3 separate regions of the Homo sapiens genome follow, and all the other regions are linked to region 3. A link is a loop called in an ENCODE intact Hi-C map of the cell type or tissue named here. Cell type or tissue: PC-9. All regions are shown on one strand. Region 1 overlaps SYT17 (synaptotagmin 17). Region 2 overlaps LOC124903657 (a long non-coding RNA gene). Region 3 has its middle 19 kb from the start of COQ7-DT.

What was found. Peaks named below come from ENCODE experiments on the same cell type or tissue, not always from the same donor. Only the 100,000 strongest peaks of a DNase experiment are listed, where the experiment ranks them.
Region 1: a loop joins it to region 3, with 10 times the contacts of the local background. A loop is called at or near these places in 60 of 110 quality-filtered maps.
Region 2: it touches region 3 in a loop (7-fold over the local background); 13 of 110 quality-filtered maps call a loop at or near these places.

Annotation. Positions count from the first base shown.
Region 1 is chr16:19,178,547-19,181,046 of GRCh38, reverse strand. SYT17 (synaptotagmin 17) reads right to left here. Exons shown (of 8, transcript NM_016524.4): 4 at 508-656. LOC124903658 (a long non-coding RNA gene) reads left to right here. Exons shown (of 2, transcript XR_007065012.1): 2 at 1-299. Among named protein-coding and RNA genes, the nearest start is that of SYT17, 12 kb to the right of the region's middle. In PC-9, CTCF peaks have their summits at 757 and 962 (motif pointing right); a DNase peak (open chromatin) is centred at 976.
Region 2 is chr16:19,135,411-19,137,910 of GRCh38, reverse strand. LOC124903657 (a long non-coding RNA gene) reads right to left here. Exons shown (of 2, transcript XR_007065011.1): 2 at 1,527-2,357. Among named protein-coding and RNA genes, the nearest start is that of ITPRIPL2, 23 kb to the right of the region's middle. In PC-9, no CTCF peak of the experiment used is centred here; DNase peaks (open chromatin) are centred at 530, 1,160, 1,550 and 1,880; H3K4me3 peaks cover 1,624 bases; H3K27ac peaks cover 2,500 bases.
Region 3 is chr16:19,085,646-19,088,145 of GRCh38, reverse strand. No RefSeq gene overlaps it. Among named protein-coding and RNA genes, the nearest start is that of COQ7-DT, 19 kb to the right of the region's middle. In PC-9, a CTCF peak has its summit at 1,498 (motif pointing left); DNase peaks (open chromatin) are centred at 295 and 1,355; H3K4me3 peaks cover 1,794 bases; H3K27ac peaks cover 1,332 bases.

The sequences.
Region 1 (2,500 bases), 93 kb before region 3:
TTCAATGGGGCATTTGCTTTTCAATTGACCGAAGTCCCCACCCTGCCCTAGTAACTCTCCAGACAGAGCGGCAGCTGCCATTTGTCACTGCACTCAGGCAATGTTTATCTCTATGCAACCTCTGCACTTGGCCACTGATGCAACCCGCCTAGCTCCCAAAGTCACCAGAATTGACAAACCCTGCTATATAATATAGCCACACTCATCTTTCAGAATCTGAAATGATATACACTGACAATGTTAATCAATTCAGCCAATTCAATCAAACTTAAAATTAATAAAGCAAAAATCAATCAAAATGATTGCTTTTGATTAAACTCAGCAGCAATCAGGTGTGATGCCCTCCTCTGTCACACCGTCATTATCTCTCTCTCGCCCTGTCTCCTGGACTGTCATCCCACTCTGCCGCCCTCCCCCAGCAATAACACTGCCCTTCATGACTCTCCGTGGGAGAGTGTCTGGGAAAGCCAGCCAGGGCCCCCAGAAAGGTAAAGCAGAGATACTTACTCGAAATCCTCCGCGTCAGGCTGTATGTAGACTTGGATGTGTCTGAGGACGAGCGTCTTCCATCCGGGGAATTGGTCCGTGGGGTCAGCGGGACTTCGCTGGCCGTGTGGACAGAGTCACCATCCTTGTCACTGCTCCGGCTGGCCATCCTATAGGAAGGGAAGAGGTCTCAGTAGCTGTCCAGGAATCCCCGGGGACTGGCATCTCTGTCCCTTGGGGGTTAAGACCCACGATGAAACCGCTCTCAGACTCATTTTATGCAACATGGAATAATGCAAATTTGACAGTGTGGTGTCCTTAAACTCTCAACAACGTCTTGCTTTTTGCACAAAATGTGAAATGATATGAAGAAATATTCCCCAATTTAGAACAATCTGTCAAGAACTTGCATAATTTCAAAGCTGGGGTTGGGTGGAGAGCTGTGTAAAGTTAAGCTGTCGCCACGTGGGGGCGCCACTTTGGCTCAGTGAAGCCCGAGACCTGTCAATCTCCAGCCTGGAGTGAACCGTCTGGTTGTTTTATAGGCATCCGAACTTCTGCTTTTGGTTACAAGTGTCCTGGTATTTCAACAGTCACTGTGTCTATAATTTAAGATCTTTTAAAAATATCCTATAACAATGTCACTCAAGGGTTCTTTGCGCGGCAGAAATGGCCCTGAAAATCAACAATTTCTGAACAGAAGTTTGATGTAAAGAAATAGCTATAAATTAGCAGCAGCCGTGACTCAATGTGCTCCCAATAAAGAACTGCTGAGAAATTGGGAAGGAGGATGTAGGGGTGGATGGAGAAGGAAGACGATACAGGGTAGTCATTGAGAGAACCGCTGGGGCTGAACCCTGGCTGGGTGCTGGGGCAAGTCCCTTTCCCCTCCCGTACCTCCATTTCCCCATCTGTAAAGTGGAAATATTGACAGTACCCACATTATACGGTGGTTGTAAACACTGAATGAGTTAACACATATAAAATGCGTAGAGGCCGAGCATGGTGGCTCACACATATAATCCCAGCATTTTGGGAGGCCAAGGCAGGAGGATCCCTTGAGGCCAGGAGTTTGAGACCAGCCTGGGCAACACAGCAGGACCCATCTCTACTGAAAGTTGGCTGGGCATGGTGGCCCACAGCTGTAAACTTTGTGAAGAATGTAAACTTTGGGAAGCTAAGGCAGGAGGATCACTTGAGCTCGAAAGTTTGAGATCAGCCTGGGCAACATGGCAGAACTCTGTTTCTACAAAAAAATTTTTTAAATTAGCTGGGCATGGTGGTCTGTGTTTGTAGTCATAGTTACTTGGGAGGCTAAGGCGGGAGGACTGCTTGAGCCCAGGAGTTTGAGGCTGCAGTGGGCTATGATTGTGCCACTGTACTCCAGCCTGGGTGACACAGCAAGAGACCCTGTCTCAAAAATAAATAAAATGCTTAGAACAGTGCTTGGTTGCGTAGTAAACAGCTGCTCAATACATCTTGAAACATTTTTTATTGATTGATCGATCAATTCATTGTTTTTTTTTTTAAGAAACAGGGTCTCACTATGTTGCCCAGGCTGGACTCGAACTCCTGGGCTCAAAGTGATCCTCCCGCCCTCAGCCTCTTGAGTAGCTGGGACTATAGATGCATGCCTCCATGCCCAGCTTAGTTGATATTATTACAACTGGGGTGGCTTTAAGATCCCCCCCAATACTCATAAAGCTAGGTAAGGATGCTGGAGGGATGGGAAAGGAGGTAGAAAAACAGCTGGTGACGTCGTTTTGAGACTGATGCTGCTAATAACATGCCCCTAAGCCATAATGGCTGTAGATTTATGCCTTCCGAGGCTGCATACCCCCCAACTTGACATTAAAGCCTATGGGAAAACTCGTCTTGAAAAATGCAAGTTTTGAATGCTGTGAGGTCTTCAGACGCATCCTGTGCATGAGATGAGACTGATCTGATGTTCTTCAAAAGTGTTATCAGGAGCTAGGCATGGTGGCTCATGCCTGTAATCCCAGGACTTTGGGAG
Region 2 (2,500 bases), 50 kb before region 3:
TCTCATTTTGGCACTGGTGTAATGGCCAAAAGACTGGAAACAATATAAAATTAATGGATGGGAACTGGTAAAATGATACACCCACATGATGGGAAAGAATGCAGGTATTCACAAAGAAAGAGGACACAGCCACTTTGGAAAATAGTTTGCAGTATTTAAAAGCTGAACAAAGGCCGTGGTTTCTCCAGTACTCTTAGAACAAACCCCTAAGTCCCTCACACAGTGTATAACAGGATTTCCCAAGCTAGGCACTACTGACACTTGGGGGCCAGATTATTTTTGTAGTGGGGGCTGTCCTGAGTGGGGGGTGGAGGACGTTTTGAAGCCTCCACCCACAAGATGCCAGTAGCACTTCCCTCTGCAAGTCGGGGCAACCAAAAATGTCTCCAGGCATTGCCAAAATGTCACTACATGCAACAACATCCATAAATCTCATAAACTAGTTCTTAGCCAAAGAAGCTAGACACACATACGCCAAGAGTACATATTTATAAATCCGTTGTGGTTGAGGGAGGGGAGGGACCAGCAGGGGGGTTCTGGAATAGAGGTAACATTCTGGTTTTGGATTTCAGTACTGATTACTCAAGTGTTTTTCACACTGTAAAAGTTCATCCTGCTATGCAATTTTCTATAATTATGATTCAATAAAATGGTTTTTAAAATGAGGCATATTGAGGTGGCTAGATATGGAAAGATCTCCAATACGTATACGTGGTGAAAAAAAAAAAAGCAAGTTGATTGCATACTGTAATTCCGTTTGTGTTTGTAAGGGATGTATCAGAGCACCCGAGAAGCACACACCGCTTGCTGATGTGAGTCCACGTTTTTAATCACTGCCAAGCGCGCCAGCCCTCATGAATAAATGCAGAAGTTGTCCAGACCCTACGACTCAGCACGTCTGGTCACCAGGGATATGTCCTAGAGAAGCTCCTGCCTGTTGCCCAAGGGCACATGTGCAGGAAGGCTCATTGCAGTGTTGCTGGAATATCAACTGAGGCTCAGAGAGGTTAAGTGACTTGCTAAAGATCACACAGCTTATGAGTAGGAAAGCCAGCAGCTGAGCCCAGGTTTATTTAAACCCAGAGCTTGAGCTCCTAACCACCATACTGTATGACTGCTACCTCCACTCCCTGCTGTACACTGGCTGGGTGGGGTGGTACAGACAGGAACAACTTGGCTAGCAGGCTCGAATGGCATCCAAAGATCATTCCATCCATACTTCACTTAACTAATGAAAAGTTTGTGGGTATGGCATGGGCCTCCTCCTCAGTTCTCGGGGCACACTGGAGCACCCCAAGCCCTTTCTTCTACCATTCCTTACTCTTGTCAACCCTTGGGTCCCTCTCCTGCCCCCCACCCAAGGTCTCACTTCACTGCAGTCAGAGTTCACATCTGGATGGGGAAAGGGAGCTTTCCGTCTTCAGGGTAGAAAGAGGGAGGAGTGAGTCTTTTCAGTGACCTCCAGAACCAAACTGCACAGACTGATTAGCTTACACCCCTCAAGAAGTGGACCCTGAAACAGGAGCTGGGGTGTGAGTAGTTTATTTGCACAGTGATTCAGGAAACACCAGGAGGGAGGGGACAGTGAGAGACAGGGATGGGAACGGGAAGGCAGCCAAGGAAGGGTGTGTCCCCAGGCATGTTCCTACGGAGGGGGCTGGGGGGCAGGTGGCAACTGAGGTTCAGCTCTGCTGGGGCCAGGGCAAAGCATGCATCCCAGAGCTGTCCCATGGAAAGGGAAGGGAGCTGGGCGATTATCCACCAGTCCCATCCATGGTTGGTTGAGCGCTGCTCCCTGCGGCTCAAACACTCCAGCAATGTCTGCCTTGTCCTACATGTGGGTGGAATGTCCTGTCACAAACAGATAAGAACTCCCGGGCCTGAGCTGCAGGTGTTCATAGGAGGCCACCTTCAGAGTGAGGACGTGAGTGCAGTATGGATCCACAGGCTGCAGGGGAGGCACCTCTGCCATCATCTTTGTCTGTCTCTTTGCCAGCCTTGAATTATACCACAGGTTGCTCTCCTTTGATTGCCGCCTTGGAAAAATGACGGCACAAAGGAAAAGAAACCCACCCTCCCATATACTGTGGGTTAACCTGAAATCCCCCCAAACTCCACCGTGGGCCCGGCAGCCCCCTCCCTCAGCCCCAGCACAGTGGGAGACTAACGGTGGCAGCAAGCTCAGGCTTGTACCCAGAGCCCTTGCAGGAGGAAGCCAAGGGTGCCTCTTGCCTTTGGGAAGGGAGAAGCTGTGAGTTGATTGAAGTGATCAAAGGCACCTCCATCCTTTACAGATGCAACGAGCTGCTAACACTTTCCAAGAGGGATTAAATAAATGAACATCGGAAACTCTGTCCCTGGGCGGAAAAGAAAAGTCATCCGCAGGCATGAACACACTCTAGAAACTCTTGCTAGCATCTGAGCTGTTCCCCTGCTTTCTCTCCTTCTGATTTTGGATCAACCACCAAAAAAGGCAAATTCCTTTCCATACTGGTAATGA
Region 3 (2,500 bases):
TATTTTTAGTAGAGACAGGGTTTCTCCAAGTTGGTGAGGCTGGTCTTGAACTCCTGACTTCAAGTGATCCACTCGCCTTGGCCTCCCAAAGTGCTGGGATTACAGGCGTGAGTCACCGCGCCCGGCCAAATTTATTGAGACAGGGTCTCCCTGTGTTGCACAGCCTGGTCTCAAACTTCTGAGTTCTAGTGATCTGCCTGCCTCGGCCTCTCAAAGTGCTGGAAACCGCACCCGGCTTAAACCATTGCTTCTTAACCAGGGCTACACATCAGAGGTCCTGTGGGAGTTTTTATAATACGGTCATCCCTTAGGCCCAGCCCCATAGCTGCTGCTTCAGTAGGACTGGATAGAGCAGGAGCATTCATAGATTTTTTTTTTTTTTTTAATCTCGGGTTTATTCTGACTGGCATGCCCAGTTAAAAATCCAGGGTTAAACATTGGGAAATTCTAATTTTGGAAATATAATTGGATTTTTTTTAAGTGCAGGGAAGAAAGTATCATAAAGAGAAATTCTCAAAAGAAAGAAAGAAAGAAACACTTTGGGAGGCTGAGGCAGGATCGCTTAAGGCCAGGAGTTCGAGACCAGCCTGGACAAAATAGTGAGACCTCGTCATTAAAAATAAAAATAAAAATGAGATGGGCGCCGGGCGTGGTGGCTCACGCCTGTAATCCCAGCACTTTGGGAGGCCGAGACGGTGGATCACCTGAGGTCAGGAGTTCGAGACCAGACTGGCCAACATGGTGAAACCCCGTCTCTACTTAAAATAAAATTTAAAAAATCAGCTGGGTGTGGTGGTACGCACCTGTAATCCCAGGTACTCGGGAGGCTGAGGCAGGAGAATCGCTTGAACCTGGGTGGCGGAGGTTGCAGTGAGCCGAGATCGTGCCATTGCACTCCAGACTAGGGGACAAGAGCGAGACTTCGTCTCAAAAAAAAAAAAAAAAAAAAAAAAAAAATTAGATGGGCATGGTGGTTCACACCTGTAACCCCAGCACTTTAGGTGGCTGAGGAAGGAGAATCGCTTGAACCTAGGAGTTAGAGGCTGCAGTGAGCTATGGTTAGCCTGGGCGACATAGCAAGACCCTGTCTCTTACAGAAAAAAAAAACAAAAAAACAGTGCAGCCCCTTGGATGTTGTCTGATGCCTGAAGCTGGTTTTTCCACATGGCTCCCCTAGATAGAGTCTAATCGTCCCCGTTTTCCTGTTTCCCTTTTCTGAAAAAGAAAAATGTATCCTCCGGGATAGGACACCCGAGACGCATGGACGGCGCAGACTGGAGCAGCCAGCCGAGCCCTCCGCCTCTGGCCGTGCACACACGTGACATCAGTTCCCGTTCAACAAAGTCGAGATCGCGGGACTGGAGGATTGTGGCCAGGGTATCATATGTACCATATATAACGCGCAGCAATGACCCGGCCCTCCTGCCGGGCGTTGTCCCGCCGGCCTTGCAACAGAGCCTCGCAGGGTTCGCAGCGTGGGGCGCGGGCGCCCTCTGCCGGACACAGGCGGGCGCCGAGGGCCCGAGACCTTCTTTGCCCTTGGCGCGCCCGGGAGCCGATCTCTACGCGATCCAGGATGAAAGAACCTGCAGTGCTCGGGCTCAGCCCCTCAGGGTTGCCGTTTCAGAGGCAGAAGTGGGAGGACGCACGTCCTGGGGGCGAGAAGCGCCTTTTCAAGCTCTGAACACATGAGGTGGGAAAGTGCTTTGCGCTCCGGGATGTTTCTCGGGAACCCGCAGAAGCCAGACATGAGCGGTGTTGAGGCTGAAGCTCCACTTTGAAAGGTGTCTTTGGTTTCCCTGAGTTGGGAAAGGTTGTGTTTTCTTGGCCTCAAATCACCTGGATCAAGGGATCTTAAGGAGGACCTTAATGAGGGTCTGGTGTTTTTATTAAATTATCAGAGGTATGGGATCTTCCCAAGGGTTAAAACCTTGAGCTCGTCCTTCCTTCCCAGGGGTCCCTCCTTCTGAAAGATGGTCCTCCTAAGCGTTAGGGGGCCCCCAAAAGCCTGTGTTAGAAGTAACCCAGGCCGGGCGTGGTGTGGCTCACGCCCATAATCCCAACTACTTGGGAAGCTGAGGCAGGAAGATCGCTTGAGCCTGGGAATTTGAGGCTGCAGTGAGCTATGATCACCCCACTGCCCTCCAGCCTGGACAATAGGAGACCCTGTCTCAGGAAAAAAAAAAAAAAAAAAAAAAGGCAACCCAGATGTCCACCAAGAGGCAAAAAGATAAGATAAGCGGAGGAAGAATGGCTTAGTAGTTAAGTTTACAGCCTCTGGAACCAGGCCAAGGAGGTTCAACCACAGGCCTGGGCTGTGGTAGGAGCTGGGTCAGGTCAGCAGTGGTTCATAGAAGAGTATGGCAGCCAATTAAAGGAACGAGATGGAGCTCTATGAACTGACTTGGGAAGATGGCCAGTGTAGGTCACCGAGTGAAATGCACAGATTGCAGATCCAATGCATAATATTATTCCATTTGGGGAACAATACAAACTCAAA